Regions from separate parts of the Homo sapiens genome. Here regions 2 and 3 are each linked to region 1. The links are chromatin contacts, found by Hi-C or POLR2A ChIA-PET in ENCODE. All regions are on one chromosome and are shown on one strand. Each heading gives the region's core, a stretch centred on a gene start or an enhancer-like site at or near the end of the contact. The rest is flanking DNA. Distances are from core to core; before and after follow the strand shown.

Region 1 (4,462 bases), core at 5-2,504:
GACTCAATGGCTTGTCACTAATACTCCACCAAAAATACTTCAACAGTAAGTTAATGCTATCTAATAGAAAAAAATAAAACACATCCCAGTCTTTTTCAATGCACCTTAGGCTACTCACACAGGGAGGCACACTGTTTATTTTGCTTTAGTCTGAACTCATTCAGATTTGTAACCTTTGACACACTTGCCACTTTAGACAACAGTGCATACAGTAACTGACCAGTGTTGCTAGCTTTTTTCTGCCAAAGCCCTATGCGAAGAAAGACACTGAGGCAGCAGTGTCTTCCTAACAGCTGGTTTCCAACTTTTCTCGAATATAATTTTATCCAAGCATCCACGCAGTCGATCACGTACCTTGCTTGGCCTTGTAGCCCAGTCGGCGCGCTTTATCAGGCCGGGTGGGGCGGGGAGCCCTGTGGAGAGCAGAGAGCTGGCGGTACTGCCAGCAGCGGACCCTCAGAAGAAAGCGCATGACATCAGACTGCTTCTTTCTCCATAGCTCCTGGATGTACTTGTATGCACCCATCTTGGCTTACCTGTGAAATCAAACTGTGTATTAAATATCATCCGCTTTAAGTACAATAAGACGACTGTATCCGTCCATCTTAGTTCCCCAACAAAAACAAGGAAACCGCCGGGAATGAAAATGGCTCTGCACCAACTGCCGGGGACAGCTAGCCCAACCCCCACCACTGCGCCCACGGAGCCGCGTTCAGTCACTTCCGCAACCCCAGCACAGAGCGGTGCTCGGCACGTTTTGGTGGGGCGAATTAACAGAACCAGAACTGAGCACCAAGGGGGCGGGTGGCTGCGGCAGGCGGCGTCCCCAAGGAGGACCTGAAAGGAGATGCCGCTGACATCACAGGACAAGGTACTGCTGCGGCCACCGAGGATTAACTCTCGAGGAAAATGCATCTACCCCACCCAACCAGCAGCCTCACTTTAGGCTGCCTTGTCCCGGGCGCCCCATTCGTCAGCCCCACGCCTCCTCCAGGATCCGGGCCCAGCTCGAATTCGCGCCGCCATCACATCTTCGCTCAACCCGCCCCGGGGGCCGCCTCTCCACCCCTTTGCTGTCCCGCATCCTGACCAAACTCTGGCCGCACAGGAGGGAGACCTATCTCCGAGGACGCAGGGTCCCCGGACCTGGATGGCTGAAGAGGAAGACGATCAAAGGCGGATGGAAGAGCAAAGATCCTCAACGCAGCCTACCTGATGGCTGCCGCCAGACGGAAAGGAAAGAGCTGTACTCCCACAATGCCTTTTGGGCTCCTCCCCCACCTCAGCCACCCTCTTTCCGGTGGAAAGCTGCGGCCTCCCAGAGCGTCATGGGACATGTAGTTCCGGCATCGCGCCTGGTGGCGGAGTTCTGCCGAGTGGGGCGCCGCGGCCGCTATTGTCCCGCCCCCTGCTCCGCAAGATTCGAGCCTGAGCGGCCTGGGCGTCTCGAGAGGTGAGAGAGTTGGCGGCGAGGTCTCGGCGGCTAAGCGAGCGTCGGCGACTGTCTCTCCGCGAGAGGAGGCAAGTTGGGGTCCAGGCTCCAAAGCCGGTGGCCGCGTACCGCGGTGGAGCCGCTGTCTTTGAGGTCTGAGGAGAGAACAGGTTTGTTTCACGCACCGCGGGCTCTCCCCCTGCGGAGTCTCTGCGTCTCCGCGTCTCCGCGCTGCGCTGTCCCTCTCTGGCCACCGCACGACGGGCGCAGAAATCTGGGCCCCAGAGCTGCGCTGAGAGATCCCCCGACGCTTCCCCAGCCTCCCAGGGAGGCCTTCGCGGAGTCGGGGCGTCGCGGGTCGGGGCGCTCGCTGTGTCCCTTCAGCTCCAGACTGCGTGAAGCTCCTCCAGCAGGCCCCAGCGCCCAGGGATTTTGTCCTAAAAAAGGGTCATGGAGTGGGTGGATTGCGGGCGGCCCGGCGCTTTTTCTGCATACGGATTTCGTCCCAAATTTGCTAACATGAGAACCACAGTTTTTCAGAAGAGCAGAATGTTTATTTGCCAAGACCTGTTTGGCAGGTGTGAATGTTTTAGAGAAGAAATGCCGAGAAAATGCTGGCATTTTGCGTTGCGGGTTTTTTTTTAAATTGAGAAATAGGTTACTGGCTTACTTTGTTTCTCCAGAATATTTTCACTTGGCTTTAATTTAAGTCATGTGGCTTTAATTTCCTTCCAGATTATGCGTTCAGATGTGGCAAAGGCTTAAGAGAATCATTATCTCTTAATCGTAGCGGTTTTGATTATCTTTTTTCCCACATCATATTTTTCTTTCTTTCTTTTTAAATCACAGCTTTACGTTTTTAAGAGTCTCTATCTGGTTCATTGATTGATTCAACAAATATTTATTAAGTGTCTAATATGTGCCAGGCATAGTTGCTGGGGATGCAGCAGGAAACAACGCAGAATTTTTGGCCTTCTTGGAAATGGGCAGTAAGCAGAAGTAAGCTGTGTTTTGGGTTTGGTGGTAAATGCTAAGGAAAAAAGATAAGGGGAGGGAAGTGATGAGGGAGTGTTAGCGGCTGAGGGTTGCAATTTGGAATGGAGTGTCCAGGTTAAGTCTTTGAGAGAAGGTAACATTTAAGAAAGGACTTCAAGGATAGGAGTCTGGGAGTAAGAGTAGGGGTCTGATTCAGGCAGAGGGAGAAGAGCCATGACTGGAGCATGCAAGATTAATAGAGGAACAGCAGGGAAGCAGTGTGGCTGAAATTCACAGTAGGGGAAAGTGGGAAATGACGTCGGAGAGGTGAAGGTTCTCACATGGACTTTGGATTTCATTGGCAGATTTTGAACAGAAGGATGACTTCATATGGCGTACATTTTAAAAAGATAACTCGGATTGCTCCTTTTGAGGCTAAAAGGAGAGAAAAAATGGAAGCAGAGAGACTGCTTAGGAAATTGTGTTAGTCTTCCATTGCTCCTGTAACAAATTTCAGCAACTTTGTTGGTTAATAATACAAATTTACCGTCTTTTAGTTTGTACATCAGACTAGGTCTGTAAATCTGTAAATATCACCAAGCTAAAACCAAAGTCAGTAGGGCTGTGTTCCTTCTGGAGGTACTAGGGGAGAGTACATTTATTTCCTTGGCTTTTCCACCTTATGAAGCCTGCCTGAATTCCTTGGCTCCTGACTGCTTCCTTCATCTTCACAGCCAGCAAAGGAGCATCTTCCAATTACACCTTCTGTCCTCTCCAGCACTCCTGTGTGTCTCTTATAAAGACACTTGTGATTACACTGGGCCCACCTAGATAATTCAGGATAATATCTTCGTATGGAAGTTCTTAATTTAATCACCCCCGCAAAATTCTTGTATGAGTATGTAAAGTAAACATATTCACAGGTTTGGGGGATTACGATATCTTTGAGAGACCAGGTGAGAGAACATGGTGCCTCACCCAGACCACTTCAGTAGTGATGAAAATGGTAAGTAGTGCAGCCCTGTATGTATTTCAAAGGTGAGGATGACTAAAAAGTTGAATGTGCTACTGTAGGTACGCTGCCTATGGGCGTAGTCCTGCTCCTAAAGGAGCAGTAAAAATAAAATTTAAAAAGTTGGATGAATCATTTGGAAAAACAATTCTAGTAGTGTGAATAATCACTGCTAATTTATCAATCACATTTGCAGTTTTGTTTCTCAATTTGTAGTTTCTCAGTTAACAGTTTTACAAGATTTGGATTTGTGTTTCCAGTTGATTTTGAGATTCCTGAGGACAAGGGATGATTTCTGTTTTTGCCCCCTAGTTTGTCCCTGATGGCTGGCATGATGGCAGGCCCTCAGTAAATGTTTGGTAAATGAATAAAAGAATGGTAAGCTAGAATCTGCTTTATTACATTTTATTTTGTGCAATACTGTGTGCAAAACCTGTTGAATATATTTTTATGTATGTAAATATATTCATATATGGATAAGTGAAAGTATTCCACACTATACATAATGTTGACATAAGTAAATACACAGTGTAGGTGGTTTCCCCACATGACAGTATTTTTAGAGATTTATAACATCTCTCCTATGATGTTAACAGTGTTTTGGTATTGTTTTTCTGGTTGCGTCAGAAAGTTGTGTTTTACTTATAAAAATAGAATGGCCCACTTACATAGAAGAACAGAAGCAATAACGGTTTTGGGGAGCTGTTTCTGATGGCTCTTCAAAGAAAATGTTGACAAAGCATTTCACAGGAATGGACCAGGTCATATATTTACTCTCTGTTTTTTTTTTTTTTTAGCCTCAAGTTGGAGAGAGGAGGTTGTATTTATTCTCTAGCAATGTTATTGATTAGCCTGGAAAGTAAAGCAATAAGTATTTAAGACTGCCCTGAATCTTGCCTATTAAGCACGTTCTCTTAGTAATTTACATCAGGTGAGGTTTAATAGGTCACAGATTGAATTTTATTGCCCAGTTTCTTAGGGTAGGGATGTGACAAGTAGCTGTAACTACTGCTTTTTGTGTTCACCTCAGTGTTGATGTATTC
Region 2 (4,369 bases), core at 1,364-3,863, 3.8 Mb before region 1:
TTGCTCTGGGGCTGGAATAAAATCAACGCTTTCTGATGTGGCTCGGGGGACAGCTGGCCCGCGTTATTCGCGCCAGAGTGGGTCGGAACGATGCCTGTTGCCTGCGATGGCACTTTGCCACGCGAAGCGCTTCCCTGGCTGCGTCAAAAGCATTTTGAAGGGACGCCGAGGCCCGCTTCTTGCTTTGTTAAAGCGCAAAACTGTCATGTACCTTTGGCCACCCTAGCTCCAAATAACGTGAGATTAGGTCTCACATTAGGGAGATTTCTCATCCCTACTTTTGCCTTAGATATCTTGCAACTCAGGTAAAGGATAATGTGGAGGATCCTACGAATAGTAATCAGGACCCGCTAGCCCAGGGATAGATACGTCGTCCAAGCCGCCCAAGCTGCACGGCCTCTTTCTTTCCTTGAGCTCGCGTACCCCTCACGGGATCTTCACGTTGACAGTCATGAGGTATTCACAGAGCTATACTACTTGAACAATCAATGTTCTAGACTTCCTTGGGTCAAAATAACACTAAAGCAGGGGAGGAAGGCATGGACAATGTAGTGATCAAAACAGCCGTGCCAAACACTAACTATACTGATGACACAAAACGCAGGAAGCGCAGGGCAGAACGCGCTCAGTACCAGCTTTCTGGCGATCTGCTCCTGGCCACTCTGTCCCAGGACCTACAAGGCCACCGCCCCAGCCCACTAGTCTCAACTTGCCCCCTCCCCTGTGGCTGTGCCTTGACCCTGAAAATCTTCGCGCACTCCTGGGTTTCACCACCACACACACGCGAGCGCGCGAGCGCGCGAACACACACATCAAAAAAGAAAAAAAAAACCGTGATAAATGCCCTGGAGAGTCTAAGTGCATTAAGGACCTCGTTCTCGGAGACCCCAGACATGCCGATGTTGGTGCTGCTGTGGTTGGAAAACTGGGTTGGAAAGCTTCGCACTGTTCTACACTTGCGTGTGCGCACTCAGCAATCCTTTGGCCATCTCATCTGTTGTGGGCGAAGAGTTTCCCGTGTGATCGCGTTCGGTTGGGGAAGCAGAGTCCCGACATCTCAGCCGGAAAATGCGCTCCCGGAGCGATTACTGGCGGCGTCTGTAATTGCTTATTAACAGCGAATATTCAGGCTTCTCCTTATCCGCAACGAAACGTGCCCCCCGCTTCCGTAATAATGAAACGATAAAATATGACGGCCCCGCTCTTGAATCTATCTGAGGAAACGCAGCGAAGAAACAAGCAGCTGGAGTTTAATTCAATATCAAACTGATTATTTCACTAATTATTCTACCTTCTGTATTTGCCGCAGAGCAGAGGCGCAGGGAATCCTAACTGTGGGGCTGTTAGGGAAGCTTTGTTTCTTGGTGTCAGGCCTAACTGAAGATGGTGGTGAAGGGACGGAATCCGGGATCAGGAAAACTGAGCAGAAAGGATTTTAAATTGTGGGGAATAAAAGTGACTGTCTCCCCGAAAGCAGTTGTGTTGGCGTGAGTATGAAGTTGGTGTTAGCTCGCTTAGTTTCACTCTTGTCCTGTCCCCAGTACCCTGTCCAAGCTTCTGATTTAGAAGCTGAGAGCTTAGGTCCTCCAGGATGGCAATGTGCTCTGGCCGTCCCCGGAATCCCAAAAGCTTAGCGCGAGTTTCCTCTCTACAAACCTTTCCCACTGGGTAAAAGGATGGGAACAAACAAAAAGTGGTTCTGTGCGTTGAAGGCCAGGGAGTTTGCCTTCGACAAGAGGAAGGTGTGCTTTGAAGTTACAGCTTCCGACGAGGAAAGAGACTTCCTTGGGCCTGTCTCCAACTTGCCCCAGTTTCCCCAGCCTCCGGGACGGGCGCTTCCCTGCAAGCTATCAGCTTGAAGAGTCTTTCTCTCTCTGGCCTCTAAAATCTGCTCCAGCCATCTCATTCCTCCAGCGGAGGGCTGAGATGACTAATGCGCCAAGGGTGGACACCGCTATGGAGACCCCAAACTTTGTCCCCCTAAATTCCGGCGAAATTACAGACACCAGGATTGATTATCACAGCGGGACGCAGTCTCAAAAAAAAAAAAAAAAAAAAAAAAAAAAAAAGGAAAAGAAAGTCACAGGCGACTTGATCCAATTAGTAAATGCCTAATTGAATTAGTGTCACCTCCACCAGCCAATAGGAGGGTCTCCGGGCTGTGAGGCCGGGAAGCCCCTCCCTGGCCGCAAATATATAAAGCAGCTAGTGACAGCCCATAAGTTTCCAAGTGGTCAACTTGACCGATGCTTTGGCAATTGAAAAAGGGCAGAAAGGCGCGGGCTAGTGGGTGGATGGGGACAAAGATCTAAGTCACCTTCTTCCAGCGTGTGAGCCTGGGAGGAGGGTGGGGGTCCTGAGGAGCAAGAGGTACGAGGAAGGAAAAGGAGAGGGCTTCTGGGTTAGTTTCCACCTCCTGCTTTCCAACTCACGGCGCTTTCCTTCCGGAAAGGACGCTGGATTCAGGGCGCGCCAGTACGCGCAGTAGCGGCCCGCGAGTCGGCAGGTGGGTAGCCCCGGCGCGGGAGGAAGGGGAAGTTACCTTCCCCTCGGAAGAGGGCGCTGGCTCCCCCATCCTGCCTTTATAATAAGGCCACCGGAGGAGAGGAAGCAGCCAGCTGCCGTCTGCGCTTTGCAAAGCATGCAGTTAGGGGAGCAGCTCTTGGTGAGCTCAGTGAACCTGCCTGGCGCGCACTTCTACCCGCTGGAGAGTGCGCGAGGCGGCAGCGGCGGGAGCGCTGGCCACCTCCCCAGCGCGGCCCCCTCTCCTCAGAAGTTGGACTTAGACAAAGCGTCCAAGAAGTTTTCCGGCAGTCTCTCCTGCGAGGCGGTGAGCGGGGAGCCCGCAGCCGCCAGCGCAGGGGCCCCCGCGGCCATGCTTAGTGACACCGACGCCGGGGACGCATTTGCCAGCGCTGCGGCAGTGGCCAAGCCGGGGCCCCCGGACGGCCGCAAGGGCTCCCCCTGCGGGGAGGAGGAGCTGCCCTCCGCCGCTGCAGCCGCCGCCGCCGCCGCCGCCGCGGCTGCGGCCACTGCGCGCTACTCCATGGACAGCCTGAGCTCCGAGCGGTACTACCTCCAGTCCCCCGGTCCTCAGGGGTCGGAGCTGGCTGCGCCCTGCTCACTCTTCCCGTACCAGGCGGCGGCTGGGGCGCCCCACGGACCTGTGTACCCGGCTCCTAACGGGGCGCGCTACCCCTACGGCTCCATGCTGCCCCCCGGCGGCTTCCCCGCGGCTGTGTGCCCACCCGGGAGGGCGCAGTTCGGCCCAGGAGCCGGTGCGGGCAGTGGCGCGGGCGGTAGCAGCGGCGGGGGCGGCGGCCCGGGCACCTATCAGTACAGCCAGGGGGCTCCGCTCTACGGGCCGTACCCTGGAGCCGCAGCGGCGGGATCTTGCGGAGGACTGGGGGGCCTGGGGGTTCCAGGTTCTGGCTTCCGTGCCCACGTCTACCTGTGCAACCGGCCTCTGTGGCTCAAATTCCACCGCCACCAAACTGAGATGATCATTACGAAACAGGGCAGGTGAGCGCAGCGTGGAGGGGCCCCTGGGTTCGGGGATAAAGGGTGACGTGTGGTCCTGGGGAAGGTCCGGGATGAGGGAGCTGAACCCAGTTGTTCCGCGCGGTGCTTAGAGTGTTTCACCGCGCGCAATAAATCTCCGTAGACACCGCATCTCCAATGCGGTGTCCCTCTGTGTCAGTGCCCCGGCGGCTCTTGCAGGGTGCCAATGTTACGGCTGTACACCGCTTTTCCCTCCCATCATCCTCACCTGAACAGACCTGGAGGAGGCGGAAATGGAAATTAGGGCATGTCCACAAGCTGGATTCGTTAGATCCTCCTGCTCGGCGGTATGCTTGTGCATGCCTGCATGCCGGCAAGGAGCCACGGATAGGGAAGGCTCAAGAGCTGGCCACCTGAGCGCAGTAGATGGGCTCCCGCAGTTTTAGGCGCCAGGGTCTCCACGGGGCGTCTCCGGGAGGTGGGCATGAAGGCTAGAGCGCCGGCCTCGGAAGCTCGGTCGGAGTAGGTGGTTAGATCTGCCCTGGAGCCAGACCTGGCTCGGGTTCGGTGCGCGAGAAAGTTCTGATATACATCCAACTGCTAACACTGGCTACTTCTGGGGAAAGGGAGGGGTGGGTGCTGAGAGAGGGGCACTCAAAGGGGACTTTTAGCCTAAAGTTTTAATATATATTTTTAACAAGAATAACCTAATATTGTTCTCTGGTACTTTTCAAAATGGTGCATTTAAAAATTAGTAGTTTTTAACATTCTAGGAGAAAAATTTTAAGAGCGTCTGAAAGGGCCGAGAATATGAGCCTTCGGAAGCACGCGCGAATTTGGAATATACCGATGTTGGGGCAAGCTTTTT
Region 3 (4,321 bases), core at 1,676-4,175, 4.4 Mb before region 1:
GAATATACAACAAAGAAACAAAAAATATGACCCCTGAGGTAATATGACATTAATCAAATTAAATATACAATTTAAATCACTAATCAGAAATTCACTTAAAAAATTTTCTTAAAAATTGCACTTACTGTTTCTTTTTACTGTAAATATTCTTCACAGCTCAGATATAGACAAAGTCCTCATTTAAGAAAAAAAAAGGTTTTTCATTATTTTTACATGTTGCCTAAGATTTGAAGCTCTAAAAATGCACCTTATTACCTAAAAATAAGTAAAAAGGCTAAGCTACAGTCAGAAGTTGTACTAGGGCCCATATTCTTTGTTAAGATATTGCTTTGAAGTCCAAGCTAATTCAGTGAAAAAGGGAACCCAGTCTCGGCCAGTATCATGTCCTTCAGGAGCCCTTTCCCTGATGGGAGAACATCTAGATCTTGGAATTGGTGTAGGGGGTGGAAAAAAGTGGAGAAGGAGCTTTTGTAATATATATATGTATATATATATATTTTTTATATAATGAGCGACAACATGTAGACAGGACAATTTTTAAAGTGCCTGGTGTCAAGAGTGTTCAATTCAGTCCAAAACAGCCATTCTAAAAAATATATATATATTTTTAAAGCAGTGACTTGTTTTGAAAATTTCAGATTAAATTTGTAGCTACAAAAAATGTAATGGTTTAAAAGAAAAGAAACTGTCCCAAACTTGGCCTTGGACACAGCTTTTTAGATGATGTAATTCACAACTCCCTCTTGGGAAAATATGAAAATTCCTGAAAAAAATCCCTAAGCAAAGTTCCAATAAATTTCAATGGAATCAAGATGCTCTGGAAAACCAACCACTCACTGAACTAGTTGGCTATCAGTTAAGATTATCATTCAGGACCCCTAAATTCTTTTCTTTCTTAGAGCTTAACAATTATCTAACCATTCTCTTTTCCTATAAAATGTCCTTATCAAGACTGTATCTTTTAATTAACTTATCAGAGGTCTTTCCCTGATAATAAACCTTTAATACATGATTATATATGAACTGTGTAACAAGTTTTCTCTAACAATTTATTTTATTTGAGAAAGTTAATTGAAGCAGATACAGGGTGGAAAGTGACCATTTGCAGCTAAATCCAATGACTATACGGATTATATTTTGTCATAATCTAGCAGGGGTTCTACAACCCAAAAAGAAAAACTAAGATGTTTTACTTGACTAAAATAATAAAATTTGTACATCCTGGTTAAGCAAATACATTTCTTAATAAACCCATTATATGTTAATAAACCCACTGTGTAGTGTGCACTGTGAAACAAAAATTGACTCTCTCACCAGATAAACTTCAAAATACTGATTTATGACATTTTATCTTTACTTACTCAGAAAGAAAAGATAAAAATGATGTCCCCTGCCTTTTCAACAATTCTTAAATTATTTTAAATTGTGAACGAAGATTCAAAAATATTTCTACACCTTCAAATTAAAAACCAGGTTACCACTTTATTTCTAATAACTTGTGATGCCTCAACCAATTTTGCTAGCATTCTTCAAAACTCTACTTGTAAAAACATACACCTAATGGTTGTTTTAAATTGAAAATTCTCAAAATGCATCATGGAAGCAATAAAAAAATTTAAGGACTGATACTTGCTCAAAATATTAAAAACACTGCTCTCTTCCATTCTCCAGCCCAGTAAATTGAAGCAAATCGTTTCCTTTCTCAACGATAACATTAACACAGATTTCTAAGTATTTTTAGAAATGTCATAAAACTTCAACTTGTGGTCTTTGTTCCTAACAGCTATAAATTTTCACTTAAATCTAAACCAAAAAAGACAATAAAAAAACCAACAACAATAAAAACGAATTTTCATATAAACCCTTGAGTGAAATCCATCCTATTGGGCTGACAGTTGGGCTGATAGTTAAGCGGACAGATGACAAAATACTACTTTAAGGGGGTGGTGAGTAATGTCCGTATTGCTAATCGGCGGTTAGTGACGTTAAATTTTCTATAATTATTGTTCCTTGTTTATTTGTTTATTTAACCAATAATACCTTAGAGTTACAGGGGTTCCACCTGGCTGCGACCTTCAATGACTAATTAATTCAACTACTTGTGACTCCACAGCTAGGGACGGTCTATCATCTAGAAATAACCAAGGTGGTGGCAACTCCAGGGAAGCCGGGCGCAACTCCAGTACTCTGGCATCTTCTCCCTGTCTCTCATTCCATAAATTGAGCAGTGTGCTAGAAGTCGTGGTGTCGTTTGTGAATAATTACAGACCCCTACGCAATTCGTCGAGCTTGTGCCTCAAGTGATCGCCTGAGGGCTTGCAAGTAGTTTAGAAAACAGAGGCTACAGAGGAACGGCTTCTAACAGACTTCCCAGTTCCCAGCCACGTCAGCTCGTAAGCCTGTAACAGCGCTACTGAGCCGAGCCAGCACGCACCACACGGCCCGGGGACCCCCCAAAAGGACACTGAGTGAAAAAGACGCACCAGAGGGCGCCCCTGAAGGGGGACCTCGGCCCAACAGACAAGACGGCTGGTAACGCTCTTACCTAACTCCACTCCGCCTCCGCCTCCTGGCGTCCCGCGGCCCCGCCCCGTCCCGCCGCGGAGGCTCACGGGACATGTAGTACGCCGCGCGCCACTCCTGCACTTCCCCACCCCCACGACCGAACCTGGCTTCGCTAACGCCCTCCCAGCTCCCTCGGGCCTGACTTCCGGTTTCCTCGCGCGTCCCTGGCGCCGAGCCCGCGGACAGCGGCAGCCCCTTTTCCGGCTGAGAGCTCATCCACACTTCCAATCACTTTCCGGAGTGCTTCCCCTCCCTCCGGCCCGTGCTGGTCCCGACGGCGGGCCTGGGTCTCGCGCGCGTATTGCTGGGTAACGGGCCTTCTCTCGCGTCGGCCCGGCCCCTCCTGCCTCGGCTCGTCCCTCCTTCCAGAACGTCCCGGGCTCCTGCCGAGTCAGAAGAAATGGGACTCCCTCCGCGACGTGCCCGGAGCAGCTCCCTTCGCTGTGGAAGCGGCGGTGTCTTCGAAGAAACCGGAAGCCCGTGGTGACCCCTGGCGACCCGGTTTGTTTTCGGTCCGTTTCCAAACACTAAGGAATCGAAACTCGGCGGCCTTGGGGGCGGCCCTACGTAGCCTGGCTTCTGGGTGAGTGACTCGCCAGGGACGGGTGGAGGATAGGGATGCGGGCAATGCCGCGGCCAACCTCCGTAGCTGTTGCCGGTCCAAAAAGACACGTCATTTTTTTCTCACTCCCTCCCGCGCCCCCTCCTTTGACTAGGGAGCGGCCCACTCCTGGGCATCCCTTTCCCCAGTCACCCCCACACCCAGCTGTCCACACCCTTTCCCCTGTCACCCTCACCCCCAGCTGTCCAGGCCCTTCTTGGTCATTCACTTCTCTAATTACTCCTTTTCTTTTCGTACTCTTACTGGGGCGCCTTCAGTTTTTTTTCATTCATTGAGACTGCTAAATGCTTCTTTCCGATACAAATTATCGGAAAGAAAAGAGGGACATTGGCTAGGACGGTACTCCCTGGGGCATCTGAGTGGTGAATATCGACCCCCTGCACTTGATCGAGGGCTAACAGGTATTCGTCGTTTCTCCAATGTCTAACCTGTATACGGTATTCATTCCAGCCTTCGGCTGTTTGTTGAGTAACTACTACTACGTGCAAGGTAGGCTGACACCCTCTACACAAAAGAAACCCCAATACTCGAAAGCGAGATAAAATACCCACGAAAACTCTAGTACAAATCAAACCATCAGTTGCTCCAAGAGGTGATGGAAATTTGCTAAGGTGATCAAAGACAGACGTACCAGAATTAAAATTGACCCTTGCGCCTTATGTGTAGAAGACATTTTGGTTTTTAGATTGGAATTTCAAATTGGATTGAGCAAGATCTCAAGGCAGAATTTCATTTCTCTAAAAACGCCATATCTCATTGCCCAATCTTGTGATCATTTCATCATCTGTAAATTGAGAACAGTGCATCCTTTACAGGATATTTCCAAATTTTAATGTGATATTGTTTGTAAGCCAGACATCTTACGCAAGTAGAAGGTTTTAATATTAAAGAGACAGCATAACATAATGGGAAATGACACTGGATTAGGTCAGAACACCAGTATCTGAATGCTGATTTTTCCATTTACTTGACAATGGGTAAGAGGCTAAACTTTTTCTTCATTTTCCTTATCTCTGAAATGGGTGTAATACATACTCTAAGGCACCAAAGCATAGTTTCTAAGAGTTATGCTGGCTCTGGAGTCAGCTGCCTGATTTTCATTTCTGGCTCCCCTACTTTCTAATGTTTTCATGT

Evidence for each region. Hi-C counts contacts between places; a loop is a spot of excess contacts on that map. ChIA-PET counts read pairs that join two places held with the same protein, here RNA polymerase II (POLR2A). Pooled maps may share reads with other maps.
Region 2: POLR2A ChIA-PET joins it to region 1 with 15 read pairs in activated B cell. The contact joins the promoter of EOMES here to the promoter of RPL15 in region 1. POLR2A ChIA-PET finds 5 or more read pairs at or near these places in 2 of 52 experiments (CD8-positive, alpha-beta memory T cell and activated B cell).
Region 3: a pooled map shows a loop between it and region 1 (29-fold over the local background). The contact joins the promoter of AZI2 here to the promoter of RPL15 in region 1. A Hi-C loop is called at or near these places in 1 of 37 single-sample maps with no recorded cell type and 9 of 50 pooled maps. POLR2A ChIA-PET finds 5 or more read pairs at or near these places in 2 of 52 experiments (CD4-positive, alpha-beta T cell and CD4-positive, alpha-beta memory T cell).

The regions. Positions count from the first base shown.
Region 1 is chr3:23,913,924-23,918,385 of GRCh38, reverse strand. It overlaps RPL15 (ribosomal protein L15), which reads right to left and starts at 1,254. Exons shown (of 4, transcript NM_002948.5): 1 at 1,213-1,254; 2 at 355-536. The coding sequence starts at 526. It overlaps NKIRAS1 (NFKB inhibitor interacting Ras like 1), which reads left to right and starts at 1,396. Exons shown (of 5, transcript NM_020345.4): 1 at 1,396-1,602. RefSeq lists enhancers at 513-612, 542-1,741, 993-1,792.
Region 2 is chr3:27,720,567-27,724,935 of GRCh38, reverse strand. It overlaps EOMES (eomesodermin), which reads left to right and starts at 2,613. Exons shown (of 6, transcript NM_001278182.2): 1 at 2,613-3,522. The coding sequence starts at 2,642. RefSeq lists an enhancer at 1-432 and a silencer at 2,978-3,187.
Region 3 is chr3:28,347,428-28,351,748 of GRCh38, reverse strand. It overlaps AZI2 (5-azacytidine induced 2), which reads left to right and starts at 2,925. Exons shown (of 8, transcript NM_022461.5): 1 at 2,925-3,148. ZCWPW2 (zinc finger CW-type and PWWP domain containing 2) reads right to left here and starts at 3,028. Exons shown (of 10, transcript NM_001040432.4): 1 at 2,546-3,028. RefSeq lists enhancers at 2,319-2,398, 2,437-2,731, 1,831-2,811, 2,999-3,058.